2 separate regions of the Homo sapiens genome follow, and region 1 is linked to region 2. Evidence: chromatin loops called from intact Hi-C (ENCODE). Cell type or tissue: heart right ventricle. All regions are shown on one strand. Each heading gives the region's core, and the rest is flanking DNA. Links, peaks and the distances in the headings are about the cores only.

What was found. Hi-C counts contacts between places; a loop is a spot of excess contacts. Peaks named below come from ENCODE experiments on the same cell type or tissue, not always from the same donor. Only the 100,000 strongest peaks of a DNase experiment are listed, where the experiment ranks them.
Region 1: a loop joins it to region 2, with 2.6 times the contacts of the local background. A loop is called at or near these places in 12 of 110 quality-filtered maps.

The regions. Positions count from the first base shown.
Region 1 is chr6:11,214,959-11,223,841 of GRCh38, reverse strand. All of the region lies in intron 1 of NEDD9 (neural precursor cell expressed, developmentally down-regulated 9), which reads left to right. It overlaps LOC124901256 (a long non-coding RNA gene), which reads left to right. Exons shown (of 2, transcript XR_007059449.1): 2 at 3,853-3,981. Among named protein-coding and RNA genes, the nearest start is that of NEDD9, 13 kb to the left of the region's middle. In heart right ventricle, for the core only: a CTCF peak has its summit at 4,815; a DNase peak (open chromatin) is centred at 4,951; H3K4me3 peaks cover 3,897 bases; H3K27ac peaks cover 8,000 bases.
Region 2 is chr6:11,360,984-11,371,179 of GRCh38, reverse strand. It overlaps a transcript of NEDD9 not described here. Among named protein-coding and RNA genes, the nearest start is that of NEDD9, 130 kb to the right of the region's middle. RefSeq lists enhancers at 1-444, 445-946 and a silencer at 5,770-6,064. In heart right ventricle, for the core only: no CTCF peak of the experiment used is centred there; DNase peaks (open chromatin) are centred at 5,398 and 6,109; H3K27ac peaks cover 6,453 bases.

The sequences.
Region 1 (8,883 bases), core at 1-8,000, 150 kb after region 2:
AATAACAAGGTGCTCTCTTTCCTTTTCTTTGCAGAAATAGGCATCTTTAGAAATAAAGCCATGCCCATTTTGAAATAAGAACTTGTTTGGAACACCTGAGAGTGTTAAGCAGTGCGGGGGATTTGCATCCAATTGTTCTTGCTTTAAACCTGGCATGGGCGCTCTCGCCTCATAGCCCGCAGCACCTGAATCAAGCCTCCTGCCTCCCTTATTAAGATCTTAATTACAGACTCAGCTTAGTTCATTGCTGAAGGGAAAGAATTTCATTTCTCTGAAGTGTGTCTGTTTTTTGGTGTGGCAGGTGTAATCATGATAAGATCATTTCTGGGTTTTTTGTTTTGTTGGTTTTTTTTTCCTAGAGGAAGTTTTTTTTTCCAAGGGGAGGAGTACAGTTCTTAAGACACAATTTCATGAGCTCATCTTGGCGCAGTAATAATAACTGTGCTTTGATTTTATAGAGACTCTTTTTCCTGAAGAAATCAGAGCATTTGGAGTAAATAATCTCATGATTCCTCATATTTTTATAAAGAAGAACATGTCTATTAATATTTATTTTGCAGACAGGGAAACAGAGGCACAAAAGGCAGAGATTTGATGGTCATTAGTCTTCAAATGTGAAGTCTGAAGCTAGACCCTCCTAATTCAGTCTGGTGTCCATTCCTCTATCCAGGGTTTCTCAACCTTGGCACTATTGACACTTAGGGCCAGGTCATTCTTTGTGGTGGGGGCTGTCCTGTACACTGTAGGATGTTTAGCAACATCCCTGGCCACTCTACCCACTAGATGCCAGTAACACACGTGTGCATGCATGTGCACATGCACACACACACACAGTGACAACCAAAAAATGCCACTAAACATTGCCCGTACCCAGAGGGGACAAAAATCCTCCTAGTTGAGAAGCAGTGGTCTAATCTCTTCTACTCCTTCTCCTTAAAAATAACTGCCCTACTCAAAAATACCCCCATAGAACTGACTGCCATAATTTTATCATTACTGATATTGAGCTTAATGTAACAGGTCCTAACCAAAAAGCAACTTCCTCTTACAGGCCTAGCCCCAGTTTGTTTCAGTGAATACCACAAAATACTAAGAAGCGCAGAGTTTCATTCAAGTCAAATGTAAAACCCATCAAACCATCTCTAAGGCAACTTTAAAGTATTTCTCTGGCTTCTCTCTCTACAATATGTACCTCATCATGGAACATGCATTTAGAGCTGGGTCTTTAAGAAAGCTATTTTATTCTCATAAACTGGTGTATAACATGTGCGTGTAAGAGCTTGTCTCTCCACCTCGGCACTGAACAATTTCACAATGAAGGTTTTTTGTTCCCTTTGCTCCTGCCACCTTTTCCCTGTCTTCTAACTAAGAAGCTGCAGCTTCAAAAACTCTTCCTTGAGACAGCTTAGTGGCTGCATTGCTGACAGTGTATGACTGTAAACACCTCTCAGCCAAGTGTGTGAATCTGTTTTCTAAAACTCTCTGAGGACCTCACAAGTGAAGTAGATAATACCAATCAGGCACCAAATCCAGGTCAAGTGACATCTAAAAGAGTTCCAGGGAGGGTTGCATCCTATTTACATCAACTCGGTTCTGGCTGGGAGATGGACAACAGTTGCCAGGATGTGTATGCATTTGTATTGGTGGGTTTAGATATAACCTTGGGCTGCATAGCTTGGTGAAGGAAGATAAGATAGACAGGAATGGAAAAATAGGAACCTCTTTTTCTTCTTTCAAACACCTTATCAGATGTTATAACTTGTGCATTTTGACTTTGAGAAATGACATCATTTTTGGAAGTATATTGTAATATAGTAGATTGGGGTCTCCTACTCCATTAAAACTTAATTCTTATTTCTCTTCCCTGAGTACCTGGATGTTAGAGGGATTTGTCTAGACAGGCAGATAGATATGATCCAGTGCCAACACTGTAATGCTGGCTGAAATCCAGATGGTTGTTTTATTGTTAATAAAATCTATCTTGTGGGTGGGTGGGTGTCAGGCCTTCATCATTATATGGTGCCTGTCAGATTTATCTACAGACAGAACCCTGAAAACAGCTTGTGCCTGCCCCGCATTTTTGACCCCTTGCCAAGATACTGTACTGAAATCTATCAAAATCAGGCAACCTGGGACAAATGCTTCGAGATTCCAAGGCTTAATAGCAACAGTGCTGACTTCTAAGATGGAGAAGATTCTCAGGAAGGGCATCCTTGTCCGGTGGGGAAAAATTCTAGATTAAGAGGTGAACCAGATGCTAGCTCTGGCTCTGCCGCTAATCTGAGACCCTCTGGGCTGTAAAATAAGGAGATTGGGTTAGAATGGTTCCTTCTTACTCTGAAATTCTACTCTAATCAACTCTGGTCAAGGTATGGGTGACTTCTGGTTCTAATACCTATAAAAAACCTAGGTGTTCTTCCCCCTTCTTTTTTTCTTTTTCTTTTTCTTTTTTTTTTTTTATGACAGAGTCTCGCTCTGTCACCCAGGCTGGAGTGCAATGGCGTGATCTCAGCTCACTGCAACCTCCGCCTCCCAGGTTCAAGCAATTCTCCTGCCTCAGCCTCCCGAGTAACTGAAACTGCAGGTGCACACCTCCATGCCTGGCTAATTTTTTGTATTTTAGTAGAGACGGGGTTTCACCATGTTGCCCAGGCTGGTCGCAAACTCCTGAGCTCAGGCAATCTGCCCACCTCAGCCTCCCAAAGTGCTGGGATTACAGGTGTGAGCCACCGTGCGCGGCCTCCACCTTCTTTAAGATTCTCAGGAGTTGCTTCGGTAAACCCAAAGACCACAGATGAGTGAAAAAGAACTCAGCAGTCAAATTCATCTTCCACCGTGGGCCAGGAAATAATAGAAGTTGACTGTGACATTGCACGTATACACACATATATGCAAATCTGCCTACTAACTCTTTGCCCTAAGATTTTGTTGGTTACATAGTAAACAAATCCTAGCATATGAATGTGTCTGTCCAGCACGAACCCTAAATCAAGCAAGAATAGATGGCATTCATTCAAGTATGGGGAAGGAGAGGAACCCAGCTTTTGAGGAACCCCTTTGTAATTGCACAGCTATGCTGTCCATATCATGTTACCAAATCTGGTCAGAGAGAGATTTCTTTCTGAGATCCAAATATCCAAATTTGCAGTGAGCATCAGATCTTTTCACCAGTCCTCAAAAAGTAACTTCACTTTGGTATATGAGCCACCAAAATAGTGCTGGGTTCCAAATGATCCTTCATCAGACAGGATTGGCCAGTGTGGAAGAGATGTTAAGATTCCAAGCCCTGGATCTACAACCACACACAGGGCGCTGCCCCACAGCACATCCAGGGAGTATTAACAGCTTCTCTTGCCATGTCAAAGAGTACCTTCGGGAGGCAAGTATTTAATGTCACATTTCTCAAACCTTCTCCCACTCAGACATGCTCAAAAGAGAATGCTATAGCTAAAGTTCACAAAGCTGGAAAATCTAAGAAAACTTGAGGACTCGGGGCAAAGTGAATGACGTCAAGATTCGGCGGGGGGGTCCAAGATACTCCTATAAGCTTTGTAACTGTCATAGGGGTCTAGAAGAAGCACTTCCCAGAAAATAAAAATTACTGCCTGAAATGCAGTCTGGGTGCCACAGGAGGCCTTGTGGGAAATGTTGAACACCTCTCAGCAGTGGGCAGAAGGATGCCAGGGATTAGTGGGACAAAGTGGGGTCCTGCTTTTGCCTTTCTGTGAGCTCCATTCAGCTCACCTAGTGAAAAGTGTGTCAGAACACAGTCGACAAATAGTACTGGGAAAAAATTAGCATATCTTATATTATATCATAACTTATCATATCTTCTGTCTCCTGTATTGAAAGCTTCATGCCTGTGACTTCATAATCTCAAGAGGAACCAACTCAAAAAATTCGACATTCCAGATCTTCAGATGCAAGAACCTAAGTGTAAACCAAGTATTCTGAGAATTAAAATCCTGACACTTACAGATATCCATGTTTTCTGACTATGGCTGTTTCCTTCTCTGGGGAAAGCCCACATCCCCCTCTATCCCAAAGGTGATGGTGGGAAGGAAAGGAGAAATGTAGCCAAAATGGTTTGCAGTTCTCAGACCAAAGCCGGTTTTCGTCAGTATGCACAAAAGCACGTGAGCCTTTCTTTCTCTTCCCTGTTGTGCCCTGAGACTGACCTTGACAATGTTCATCCCTCAGCTGCCTGCCTTAGGACTGACTTCCTTGATGATGGCCATTTCCTTGAATGTGTCTGTTTCTCAGGGTCTGTCCTCTGCATGCATGCATTTGCGCATGCAGGCATGCAAACCCACAAGAGTCCAGGCTAAAGTTTTGGGGGATTGGGTACAGGAAAATCATGTCATTGAGAATGGGGCAACCCTGAGGCCATGGCAGGATCCCCTGCATGACAAATATAGAATGAAGTAAAAATAATCAGAGGAAGCCGGGCCATTGATGATGCTATCAGTCTTAGTGGGGTGATACACCAGACATTCTGTCTCATTTCTCTTCAAACGACCGCATGAGTGGTCATGGAAACTACAAGTCACACCTCTCCGTATTTGGAAAAGCAGATCGTTTCTCTGACATAGGAGTAATAAGCTTTCTTGACATTTTGATAGCAGTGAGGGAAGGGAAAAAAGGCAGGGAGGAGTTGGAGGTGGGGTGAGGGGTAGAAGCCGTCATGTGTCCTAGAGCTCTCTGTACCAGCGTTCTGGTCAACTGTACAGTATTTTCTTCCCACTCCTCAGGCATAGCTTGGGAACCAGGAACAGCAGAACCCAAGTGGTCTGGCAAAGTGTTTGAATGGTGCTCTGTCACCTAGTGCCAAAAGCAGATTGCTACACTGAAGGGAGAAAGGCTCTTAAAAGAGACCATTGTGTTTAATCTCACTGGGATGGTCAGTTCCTCTTGGCCTTCCTGTTTGCTCCGTAGTTGCGAACACTAGTTTCAGGGGGGTCAGGCTCCCGATCTGCGTCATTATCCTGTTTAAATAGGGAGGGGCAGGCCCTTTCCTGCTGTCTGTCTCCCATAGTCTCTGGCTGTGAGGCTTGAGTGACTTGGACATGACATTTCTCTTTCTGGTTCATTCATTTTCCCCACTTCCATCTGAAAATTCTAACCAAATGTCTTGCTGAATTCTCTAAGTACAACAATTTCACCCTCCCTGCAGACAATGAGGAAATCAGAGTCCAGAATCCATTTCAACTTAGCAAACATTTACTGAGTCTATATTTTGTTTCGGATACTGGGGTAAAGTTCTGGAAATGCAAAAGGAATTTGCATCTCTGAACTTAAGGAGTTCACAGTCTTGAACAGGGCAATCCAAGTTGTACTGTAAAGAAATAGTATGATCGAGAACTGGGAAAGGAAACAGCCTTTGAATAGATACCCATTCTGGTTAAATGGAAGATGGGTTTCGAGGGAGGAAGGAATTTAATGCAGGAAAGCCAATTGGGAAGCAATTTCTGTGCTACAGAAAAAAAAAAAAAAAAAGTTGCTGAAGACCTGAATGAAGGGTGGCAGTGAGGTGGAAAGCAGGGCCCCAGATGGGTTGCAGGTCATGAAGAGACACAGCAAACCTCTGCGGCTCTTACTGCACAGCTGTGTGCATGCTGTTAACCAAGCAAAGCAAAGCAGGAGAAAAAGGTGTTTGCACTTGCTTTTAGAGAGGAAGATGCCCATTAGACTGGATATAAGGGACTGGAATGCAGAAGAAATATCCAGCGAAGACTATGGCTTTAGGAATTATCTGTGTGTTCAGATGCCATCCTCCTGTAGAGCGTAAGCACATAGCTGAGAAGAGGAAAGTGCAAAGGACAAATCTCTTTGGAACATGATCACTTTAGGGATGGGAAAAAGATTTAGTCTCCAGTGGAGAATAAGGATGAGAGTGGTCAAGAGAAGACAGAGAACGAAAAAGTGGTATCGTGGAGGCCAGAAGAAGACAGTTTCAAGGAAGCTTGGGCTGGGGATCAAGGCTAGAGGCTGCTGCAATCAGGGTTCCCTCAGATAGGGCTCATGATCCTAAATGCTGATTTGCAATCCTGATTAGAGCCACAGCTTGTGTTGCACCTGTATTTCACTTGACTAAATTCTGTCCTAATTCTAGACCTGAAGACAAGAGGCCTGAATTCCTGTCTCAGCTCTAAGACTTTCTTGCCAGGTGAGCTGGCAAATCATTAACTTCTTGAGGCTCATTTTTTTCTTTTGTAAAGTGAAAGGGTTGGACGGTAATTGTTTAAAGTTCCTTCTGGCTTTCAAGTTCTGTGCCCTAACTGTTTTGGTGTTTTGCCAAGCTCTAGCTGCACTGCTAACTGCCAGCCTTTGGAGACTAACCATCCAAGTGAATATAGAGTTACATAGCTCTCTTATCTCTCCTTGATTTGTTTCTGTGTTGACCTTCCCTACCCTGGAGATAAATATCCAAGGGGGTGAGTGGGCAGGAGAAAGAGTACATCTTGAGTAGATTAAACTGCCTCTCTGGGGTTTTTCTAAGATAGCAGATCATCAGCTTCTGACTTTGTGGCTCAAGGAATCACACCTTTGCACTGAAGGAGAGGATCCCTCCACTTCCTTGCCAGAAGAATTCATTCTTGATTTTCCTATTACGACTGATGTGCACTTTTGAATGAGATGGTTTATGGTCCAGCTGAAATTCATTTGGCTGTTATGGTCTTACTGAAACCTTGCACCAACACCAAATCTTTTCGAAAGTCCAACTCCTGCCTCATGCCTTTTCCTACCTGCTGATGTATTATCTGTGTTGGAATCTGATGACATTTATCCATAATTTATCAAGTAGTATCATTATTAATATGTTGTCTCAGAAGTTCCCTTGAATGCAACCAATGGTTTCACTATTGCTGTTTGTAGGCAGATACTCAACAAGAGGTTGCAGTGACAAGAACTCATTCATAATTCAGAAATATACTGCTTTAAGATAACAGTTCTTCTGAAATGTAATCCTGAGCAAGATAAATATCAGATAGGTACAAAACATATATAATAGCATCATTGGAATAGGACCAAGCCTGGACTGCAAATGGAAAGGAGGCAAGGCGGGGAGGGAGCCTGAAGCCCAAGGGCCATCTAGCAAATTAAATAAAACATCACCATAGCTTACCAAAGACCGGGAAACTAAGGCCCAAAGGGATGCTGTTGCCTGGCAAAGTAACACAGCTAGAACCTAAGACCGCAAATATCCAATTTATTCCATAGACACAAAAAGAAGAACCGCTCCTCTTCAGAACTTTATCATATAATGGAACTGAGCCCAGTAACAAGGATGCTGCGTGGCTGAGCTAAGGTAGCTTAAAGTTCTGGAAAGAGGATTAAACTGAAAGAACGCAATTCTCTTTCCATCGCTGCCAATAGTGTGGTCTTGGGCAAATGATAAACTTCAAATCTATTTCCTCATCTGTGACACAAGGGCATTGTGTCCAGGTGATCTCTAAAGGTCCCTGGAGCCGTAAGCTTCGGTTTAGGAGAGTGGCTGGATGTAGACATTGGCTCTCTGTAGCTTGCGCAGATATTAAATAACTCATACTCCTGTTCGGCCAAGGCTGAGAATATGTATCGGTGTGTGAATAGGCTGGTGCCGGGGTCCTGGCTACTAACAGCACTGACAAGCTGTGCCTGAAACCTAATCTCTATGGGCACTGAGGAGGACTGCTGGGAAGTCCTGACAACCAGTCAGGAGGACTCACCTGCGGTGCCCACATTAGCCCAGACTGTGGGGCTCTGAGAGTTTCCCCCAAGAAGCAGCTCACAGGCCAGTGTAGAAACATTAGCCAGCTGCTCACCAGGTGGTAAGAAGGTTACTGGGGCAGGAGACAAAGAACGCCCAGGACGACTCTCGCACGGGGATTTCTATCTGCCTCTGATCAAGCATGCTCCGGTGCTCCACTTCAGTGCCTCATGGTGCTCTTGGAGTTGGAAGTGGCCCAATTCCGAATGCCTTGAGCTGATTTATGCTGATTAGATCTGTAGCCCTTTGCCTTTCTACTGTTTTCTGTTTCTCTTCTTTCCCTTCTTTGTAGCCAGTATAATTGCACAGCTACCAACCCTCAGCTCCCATACAACTAGCCCGACTCTGTTGCTTCTGATTTCATGTGGGGGCTTCCCGATTGCTGAATGGGCCCAGAAGAAAGGGACAGACAGAGGCCAGAGTGGTCAGCTATCTCCTCACTTAATAATCTCAGTACAGCTCTGGTGGAGTCATTTCCTGGAGGTCATTTTAGTAAAAGGACCAGAATCTTGTCCTCTGTAACTCTATGACTTCTCTTGTAAAATACAGAATACCCAAAAGATGGGAGAAGAGAAACAGAGACAATTTTAGGATTATGACACCATCCTTAAATGGTTCCATGAACAGGGGAAACTGCTGCCTGATTTTTTCTTTATGTATGTGAACTTTTCATTGTTAGATGAAACCCAGCGCCTCCTGGAATATTAACTACCCAGTGAAACCTTCCCCTGAAATATGCACTCCTCAGTTTCCCTTTAGCTTCCCTGGCCGCTCACCTCTCTGTGTCTCACACTTCCTGGATCTCATAACTGTCAAGAAAAAGGACTTCAACCTTATTCTTGAAGAGTATCACAAAGCTTCCTGAGGACTGTCCTCTATGGCTTTATCTCTTTTAATTGCCCTGGCTAAGAGGAACCTGGCTCACAGCAGCAGAACTGGACCCGTCCCAACTACTGAATAGAGGGCAGATCCCTTCCATTGCACAGCCCTCCAGAGCGGAAAACACACAGGACCCGTGGCAATGGGGCTAGCACAAGGGGACGCGAGTAGTGCAAGTCAGCTGCAAAGAAATGAAAAGCACGAGGCTGAATGATCAAGTCCACGTTGCTAGAGAAGAAAATAGACAGCAAAAG
Region 2 (10,196 bases), core at 1,162-9,161:
TATATGGGAAATCTCTGTACCTTTTTCTCAATTTTGCTGTGAACCCAAAAGTGCTCTAAAAAATAGTCTTTTTTTAAAAGGAGCTAAGTGGCCTCTTTGATGTTCCCCCAGAAGGCCAAGAAAGTGCCCAACACCGGACGTTTGCACTGACAGTCCCTCTGCCTGGAAGGACCTTCTGGGAGATCCCTGCCAGGCTCCGTCCCCTTCCTCATTCAGCTCTGGGCCACAAGTCACCCAATCCGCCAGCCCTCCCTCACATGCCATGCAAAATGGCCACGGGGTCACCTCTGTCACCCTCCCCGTTGTCACCTGTCCTCAACACCACCCGACGCCGTGCAGACTGACGTACTGGCTTATGGTCTGTTTCTGCCTCTGAACCGTTGGCTCCGTGGGTGGGTGAAGGACGTTATTTTGTCCCCTGCTGTGTTCTTGGCACATGGGAGGTGCTGGAGGGACATCTGCTGAAGGAACGAGTGAGTGAGCCAGTGAGTGGATCATCCAGTGAGCGTGAGGGACGGGTGCTACCAGGCAGGGAAAGAAGCTCTCTGTAAGCAGGGAAGCCTGCTCAGAAGTGAAGCTGGTATGGCCCTTGCAAAACGGGAAGGACACAGAAAAGCATGAGGAGATTGTGAGGGGAAGAAAAGGCGGCTTGAGGAGAGCCTTGTGCACCTAGTGGGTCGGTGAGGGAACCATTTGGACTGGAATGCAGGTCTTGGGAGGACAGGGGTGGGAGCCGTCCTCCAGCCGTGTGTGCGTGCTGTAGGCAAAGGCAGACTTTTCCTCAGGAAAGCAAATTTGGATCCGCTCCAGCATTTGAATAACAGCCTGATTGAAAAACAAAGCTCTACTCTACATAGCAGAGCAAAGAATGGTTTTGGTCAGAGCATTTTTCAAAGACAATGTTCCTCACTTCTTGCTTCAGCATAGGAAAACGTCAGCAGAGCTTCGGTGCAGCGTTTTACTCTAAGCAGGCCTGTGATTCAGGGGCTGGCCTCCTTGGGTTCCCACAAGCATGATTTAGCAGAGAGATGTGTCTATTTCATCATTAAACGAAATGTTCCTTAGGGAAAAGACTCTTTATATACCTCAGTTGACATCCCTAATGATATTCCCTGAATACCCAGTTAGAGAAGTGTTAGCCTCTTCTATGTCATACTTTCTATCTGCTGAGTAATTTCTTTCTTAATTGCACAGAAGAGCCACTTGGCCCAACACTCCCTATTTGAGTTCGACCTAGCAGAGATTTCTTTCTTTTGAGGCTATGTGAAATGCAGTTGAGCATGATATTGAAAACATGAACACAATCCAAAAGTCCATCAGTAGGGTCCTTATTACAATTTGGCAATCCACACTTTGGAATACTGTGCTACTGGTGAAAAAGAAGAAAGAGGATATACACAAAGATATGAAAAGATGTGAATCAAATACAAAGCAACAAATGCAAAAGAACATACAGTACAAGCCCATTTTTATCTATCTCATTGTAGAATAAAAGTCTAGCAAAATATAGACTCCCAAATATTTTTAAATGTTTTGGGATTGGGTTTATAAGACAGGTTCACTTTCTGCAGTAGACATTGTCTGTCTTTAGATATTTAAAAATGAGTTTACGTTGCTTTGTGATTGAAAACTGGCTCAAATTTTAAAAACTCTGTGTGTGTACACGTGCACAATCACTCATGCATGCCAGGTTGTGTAGTACACAGGAGCAATGGTTGGAGAAATGGGGAGTTCCTAATAAAATTTAACAGTAGGAATGTGTTTTTAAGATTATTTTACTTAAAAATAATAATTCTTCTCCCCTCGTCAGGCTTATCTTTTGACCATTTTTGTTTTGGCTTGTTTTCTTGTTTTGTTAATTTGTTAATAAATAATTGATAAAAATAAATGGCAAAGCAAAAAAAAAGTTCTAAGCAATGTAAGAAAGTCATGGCATACTCTCTAAGGAGATTCTTTCTCTGCAGCATGGGAACATTCACAAAGCAACTATCAAGCAACATAAGTTGGGGAAATGATCATCAGGGTTCAGGAAATGGACAGATTCAAGAAGGTTGGAGTGCTTAAGAGAGAACCAACTGCCTGAGTTCAAATCCAACCTGTACCACCCACCTGCCATGTGCTATTGAGCAAATTACTTTACTTTTCTGTTTCTCTGTTTCTCATCTGCACAAAGGAGGTAATAAGAGCCCTACCTCACCGGTGGTTTTGAAGGTTTTATGAGTCAATGGATGATTTTGAATGTTACATGAGTCAACACACACACAGCACCTAAAGTGGTATCTGACACATTAAGTGCTCAATACATATTAGCTAGTGGGAGGAAGAGGAGGAGAGGGAATGAGTTTTCATAAAAGAGAAGGGATGTAAAGAATGAGTAGGGTTTGACAGAAAAAAGAATTCCAGAAGATCAAGAAAAAAACAAAACCCAAAGGCTTATAGGATACATGAAATGATCCAGTTAAATTCACCCCAACCTCTGTAAAGAAAGCCGAAATGATATTTCATGACTAGATGATAAACATAAGCAGATATGTACAAGCACTCAAATGAAATAGAAGGAGGGTTTTTTAAAGTTAGCTTTCCTTTATTATTCTGTAGACCCTTCTGTGTGTCAGTCATCAGTCAACAAATTCGTATGGAGCTACGTGGTGGTGTAGCTCCCACCAGCATGGAACTTTTTCCAAGTGGGTTTAAAGTTGGAAAACCATGGCGATCATTTGTTTTATTGTGTGTTGATTAGTAGCGTATCCAAGAGTTGTGGTAGTTACTTCGGTGTGACTCATTCAGGAATAGAAGAAAGATTCATTGTATTACTCTTAAAATATAAACAATTCTTAATTTTTCTGTGCTAATGAAGAACCACAGGAATAAATATAGTTGATAGATTAAATTATGTTTATTTTATTTTATCTGTAAATTAAGCAAATCTTCATTGTTTTGCCTTTTTGAAACTTTTCTCCATCTGTTTGGGTTTCTGGGTACCCCCCAGCCCTGGTGTCTTCTTCCCAGCTTGCAAACAGCCATCAGGGCCCAAGGGCAAGGGGAGAAGCCACTGAGGGCCAGACTGCGCACAGTAGCTTCCAAGCAGGCCCTGGGTAATTGAGTTGCTTGACCTTGGCAAGCACAGAACCAGCCTCATCCACGAAAACACGAAAAACACATGTGACTAGGTGCTGAGACTGATGCTTTTGATCACCAGCCCTGACCACACTGAAGAGCCCTTTTAAGAACCAAGGTCCAGTCTCATACAATCCCGAGAGTTCAGACAAAAAGGCCAAAATTCCATAGCTCTGCCGGACTTATTTGCAAGGGGTGCTGTGTAGAAGGTGCCGAAATGGCTAGTAGCTAGGTTTAAGCAATTACAGTCACTAGTTGGTTCAAAGGGATGCCATTCACTCCTGGAATCCTGCTGTCAATGATTGAGCTAGGGAGTTTGGTCTCCAGGGAAGAGTTAAACATTAGACAGGAACCATTACAAAACTTTCCACTAAAAATAAGTTCCTTGTAAGAGAAGTTGAGAGACTTGCTAATTGCAGCTTACTCTAAACCTAATGACAGTCTGTATCATTTGCAAAGAAAGCACAGGATGTGTGAATGATGGTGAGGGAAGTGGGGAGTCTTGGCAGATAGATCTGACTCTGATAGATGCAGTTGGTCCTCTAGACTAGTGATCCATTTTGGAGTAAACTGCATTGGGAGACTGATCAAATTTCCTTTCTCCAGGATTCTTACCAACAGTAAAGACTGATAAAACACATTTGTGCTGCTGTGTTTTTCAAAAGCTCGGCCATATAATAACTTTAACAGACTCCCTAAATTTCAAACATTTCCTTGATGTAGGATGATCACAATAGAAAGGAATGTTATTCTCATCCAGCCATCGGTAAGCTTTTGTCTTCCTTAATCCCAGAAACTAAATCACTGGCTACCTCAGAGGCTCTGACCTAAATCTTAATTGATGCCCACTGCACTTTCAGACCACTGTGTGTGATTTTAACCAGACAAACCAAGGAGGAAGGATTAATGAAGAAAGCCTAATATTTTGACCAATCATAGAGTCCACTGCAGTGCCCTTTCCATTTTAATTGAGCTTTATACGGTTCTCCTCTCGAGGTAACCCTCCTTTCTTAATGTTCAGTACAGCAAAAACTAATCTAGGTTTTCTTTTTAATGTTTGATTTATCTCTTCAATCTTGGTGCTAGGTAACAACATTGGATCAAAATATTAACAGCCAAGATTTAGATATTATTTTACAATTAACACAGCACATTGACTCATATTATTTCACTTTCACAGTGGTCCTGGGGCATGTTTATTGTATCTCCCACTCTACAGATAGTGAAACTGAGGAGATCACGGTGGGAAAGATGACGTAACTCACATGAAGTTGGGCAACTGATCAGATGACACAGCTAGGACTGAAGCCTGGGTCCCCTAAGTCATTTGCTTAGAGCTCATTCAATGACGAGGCAACTCCTTGCTGTGCATCCTTTCAGCACACGTTGTTGGTGTGAAGACGCTGGTTTTCATCAGACTAAAATGCATCTTACTTCAAGATAGGCAGTTTCTGTTTTGGTTTCCACCTCTCATACATTGCTTTTAAAGTGCCAACCTCTAATGGCTATCCCATGAGAAAATCTACTGTAAGTATGAAGTGACCCTTTGGTACTACCAGTTTTTCATCCTAAATCCCTTTTCTTTCTTCTTTCTTTTCCTTTCTCTCTTTCTTTCTTTTTTCTTTCTTTCTTCCTTTCTTTTTCTTTTTTCTTTCTTCTTTTATTTCTCTCTCTCTCTGTCTTGCTCCCCCTTTCTTTCTTTCTTCATTTCTTTCTTTCTTTCTCTCTGTCTTTCTCCTTTCTTTCTTTCTCTTTCTTTCTTTCTTTCCTTCCTTCCTTCCTTCCTTCCTTCTTTCTCAGACTCTCACTCTGTCACCCACGCACAATCTCGGCTCACTGCAACCTCTGCCTCCCAGGTTCAAGTGATTCTCCTGCTTCAGCCTGCTGAGTAGCTGGGGTTACAGGCACATGCCACCACACCCGGTTACTTTTTGTAGTTTTAATAGAGACTGGGTTTCACCTTGTTGGTCAGGCTGGTCTCAAACTCCTGACCTCATGATCTGCCCACCTTGGCCTCCCAAAGTGCTGGGATTACAGGTGTGAGCCACCACGCCCAGCCTCTTTCTTTTTTTGACTGTGTCTCTTGCTCTGTCACTCAGGCTGGAGTGCAGTAGCACAATCTCGGCTCACGGCAACCTCTGCCTCCTGGGCTCAAGTGATTCTCCAGCCTCAGCCCCCCGAGTAGTTGGGTCTACAGATGCATGCCATCACATCCACCTAATTTTTGTATTTTTAGTAGAGACAGGGTTTCACCATGTTGGCCAGGCTAGTCTTGAATTCCTGAGCTCAAAGTGATCCGCCCACCTCGGCCTCCCAAAGTGCTGGGATTACAGGCGTGAGCCACTGCGCCCGGCCCCATTTTATTTTCTTTCTTCTTTTTCTTGGCATTTGTTATGATCAAGCCTTTTTTTTAAGTACTGAATATCCATGGACTCCTTCCAGTTTTACCTCATCAAAATGTGCTTGCAGGGAAGGATTTGGTCTTGTTGATTTCAATTAATGTAACTCCAAGCCACCACTCTTCTGCTATTCACCTTTTAATCTATATTTCTTACTATACATAAGAAGCTTTGCTTCTCTACTTATTTCAAGGAGTGTAGGGTGAAGATGAGGTTTTTAAATCACGGTATCTTTCTTCAGTCCTTTCCTCCAAATTCTACACGTAGATGTACTGTGCTTCAGCCAACTTATCTCTAACTAGGACATTCAGATCTACTAACTAAGCTATGACTTATTATAGGCAGGCGGTCAGCAGGAAGAGCTGTTTTTTTTTGAAAGTAGGACAAGAATAGGTCTATGGAATGTTGGGGTCACTTGGTTTCCTCAATGGAAAGAAACGGGATGTTTCTGCATTAACTAGAACACTTGAAAGGTAGGGAGGGGTGAGGGTGATTGAGAAATGATTTCAACAAACAGAACATTAAGTACTCTGTTTGTCAGACAGCGTGTTCCCATCTGGGGGGTGAGTGGCAGAAAACATAGTCGCCATCATGAGAAGAGCTCCCCTAAATCTGCCCACCCACCTCCAACTCTTGCTCCAGTCAGTTTTTCTGAATGCCCAGCCTGCTACACTGACCCTCACCGCTCTTACCCCGGTGCCAGGGTGAGAGAGGCCAGGGATCAGGTAAGGAAAGAGGAGAGGAAATGCAGAGGCTCCATTTGGCTTATAAAGGAACTGTACCATAATAGTTATTATTGTTTAAAAAAATAGCATGACATCCATTCTATTTCTCTCCCTCTTCTTCAAAGATATTTCAGCCTCAGGGACTTTCTGCTTGTTAGTGGGATGGCGAAAAATGCATGATAGATTTCTAGTTAGTAGGTAGAAGGGACGGGAGATTACATCCTAATACAGTAGAGTAACTATGTTTTATTGAGCACTTAATATGTACTGAGTGAACACACCTGCTTTGATTCACAACCACTTAATGAGGGAACTTTGGAGCCTCCTTAAGGGTTACAAGCAAAAGCTGTGGAGTCAGCTTGCCTGGGTTCAAATCCTAGTTGTGCCATGTACCTGCTGTGTGGCCTTGGTATAGTTACTTAACCTCTCCATGAATCAGCTTCCTCACCTTAAAATGGAGATAATTATAATGTCACACACCTTTGGGGGGAATTCCCAAGGCCACCCCCAGGTTCAATGACTCATTAGGAGGACCCACAGGATTCATCATAGAGACATGCCCACAGCTAAGTTCTATTACCTCAAAGACAAATCAGAATCAGCAAAGGGGAAAGCAACAGAAGAAACCAGACATGAGCTACCAAGAGTCCTCTCCTAGGGGAGTCACACAGGACATACTTAACTCCTCCAGCAACGAGTTATGACAGGTATGAAATGTTGTCTACTAGGGAAGCTCAGTAGATACTTAGTGCCAGAGTTTTGATTTGGAGCTGGTCACTTAGACACCCTCTGTCTGGCATGTACACAAATTCCAGACTCCCAGAAGGAAAGCAGGTGTTCAGCATAAACCATGTTGTTTGCACACACAGTTAAGTCACAGTGAGCCACTCATATCACGGACCAGCAGGAACCCCTCACATGTTCCCAGATGCCAGCCAAGGGCCAGCCTTGCAAGCAGGATTGAGACAGCAGTCTCAGACCTGCTATGTGAACTCTTTACTGCTTGCTACCTTTTGATTGTTGTGAGATTACATAAGGTAATATATATATCTGTTGCTTACAACAGTGCCTAATTTGTGGGAAGCCCTACAGATTTTTTTAGCCCTTACTATTATGCAGAAAAAAAAATACTCAGGTTTAGAATGACTACACAGTCAAAATGGAACAAACTGGAATCTGAATTCACATATCCCCAAAAAAGGTTCATGCATCTATTCACATCACCCTAACATGAGCAAAGTAGCATCCTTCTTCAAACCGTAACTGGGGATGTTGTTGGTGGGTCCCTCCCTTTTCAGGTTCAGAGAAGATGGAGCCTTTCATTCCAGTTGTGTTCTGAAGACAGAGCTTCTTGGAGCTATAAGCACCATTAGGTTGCTTCTTTCTCAGGTTAAACCACTCAGAGTGCATTTATGGTCTGGTACTTAATGCCCCACATGAGCATATTTCAGACTTCCCCCCCATTCCATGAGGCTTGCTTTGTTGATGTCCTTCATTTTTCAGGATACGTATCCACAAATCCATAAGAATTTTCTTCCATAAGATCTAGATAGTGAATCATCTCGCCGTAATTGAAATCATCCCATTGTAAACCATTTTTAGGCTTAAAAAAAATCTGACAAAGAAATTTCTCCCACCTACTTCTCCCAATGCAAAGTAGTTAATCAATCTCTTTAATCATGGGATTACCTCTATCTTATCTTTCACCAGGTTTTCTGGTCTTTGGTTATGTCAGTGGGCAGGGCAGCAGAGTGTCCAATAGCTAGCTGTGAATGCTAAGCAACTGTAGTAGATGCCAAATCAGTTGCACCACCAAAGTCTATGCATTGAAATGAAGTCATTGACTGCAACCAATTTAGATATCTTTTAGTATTTTTTTTTTCAAAGACGGATTTCAAAATGGGAACAGGGCTAGAAGAATCCTTTCAATTTTAAGTTAAAAATTATGCATCATCAATGCAGATTGCCATATGGTTGTAGAGTAAGATGAAACAGAGTCTTAGAGCAATAGTTTATTTCAGCATTAGCATTGTTAGTTGTTAGACATCTGTCCCTTCCAATAAATGAAGATTTTGTAAACTTCTTAGTCATTTCTGTCCCCATAGATCCAAGAATAGAATTCACACATGGTGACTGTTTATTAAAGGTCTGCTCCATTAACACTCAAATGCTAATGCACTTCCACTTAATAAAAGAGCTTCATCTTTGGGTCTGGCAGCTCATGACATATCCCAAGTGAGTAGGTGACTATTTCCTGGATGACTATAGTCAACGCAGTGCCAGATTTTGACACCTACACAAATATCTCCCTTTGGTGAGAAAAGCAAGCAAGAGTTATAGTGAAAGAATAGTGTGACTGCAGTTAATACCATAATTTGAAGAACAAATAATGGCATCTATAAAAAAATAAGATGTGAAGCTCATAGAATATAAGAATCAAAGTGCTCATGGTAGCCCTGGTTGCTACTAGCTGAGTCTACACATGCTAATAAATGGCAGAAGACATGAAAAGGCAAAGCAAGAGGCAGAACACACAGAAGAGAGAGAAAGAGAGGGATGAAAATGGAATTATGTCAGTGTACTCATAAGTTTGGACTGCTAGAACCGAGTACTATAGACTAGGCGGCTTGTAAACATCATATGTTTATTTCTTACAGTTCTGGAGACTAACATTCTGAAATAGGGTGCCTGTTGAGGCCCTCCTCTGGGTTGCAGATTGCTGCCTTCTCATTGTATTCTCACATGGCAGCAAAAGAGGTAGAGAGCTCTCTGGGATCTCTTTCATAACGGCACTACATCCATTCAGGAGGATTCACCCTCATGATGTAATCACCTCTCAAAGCCCTCCCCTCCTATCACCATCACATTGCGGGTTGGGACTTCAACATATAAATTTGGGGGTGATACAAGCATTCAGTTCATTGCAAGCAGCACAGCACAATTCATGAAGACTTTTTTCTTCTATGCAATCTCCCAAATATTCCTTGAATATCTGTACCTCTGCCTTTGCTCAGACTAATTTCTTCTTTTTCTCCATATGCCAGGCTCAGCTCACATACCACCTACTTCTTGAACACCCCAGCCCATCTCAGCCCCCAATGCTTTCTCCCTCCTACAAACTCCTAGAGCTTCCATTGTGATGCTGAATGTTGTTCTTTAGGGTCGCAATTAGATTGTATAGGTGTTCTTCTTGTACTCCTAAGTTTCTTAAATAAAAATGACATGGTTTTTGTTCTCTCATCAGCTATAAGCATTTCCTAACCATCTGCTGTGAATAGGGATGATATAGTTTAGGTTTTTGTCCCCACCCAAAAATCTCATGTTGAATTGTAATCTCCAGTGCTGAAGGTGGGGCCTGGTAGGAGGTGTTTGGATCATGGTGGTGCATCCCTCATGGCTTGGTGCTGTATTTGTGATAGTGAGGTCTTGTGAGATCTGGTTGTGTAAAAGTGTATGGTACCTCCCCCCTGCCCCTTGACACTCTGTCTGTCTCTCTTGCTCCTGCTTTCACCATGTGACGTACCTGCTCCTACTCTACCTTCCGCCATGATTGTAAGCCTCCTGAGACCTCCCCAGAAGCAGAAGCCTCTGAGCTTTCTGTAAAGCCTGCAGAACCGTGAGCCAATTTAACCCAGTCTCGGGCATTTCCTTATAGCAGTGCAAGAATGCCCTAATACAGAAGATAAAGAGGATATGATCTAGAGTTTGGCTGGACTTTAACCAGAGCCCCCATCCCTACAACTCTGACCCCCTGACACTGCTGTCTGAGCACACAGCTGTCCTTTAGCACCTTTAGCCTTGTTTTCTTATTTCCAGAACAAGCTGCATATTTCTGGAGACCATTCCTCCACTATTTCACTTTTTGAATAAAGCTTAAGTGCACCAAAAGTAAATGGCAATAAGAAAAATGTACCATACATGCCTCACACACATGTACGCTCACAGTCATACACAC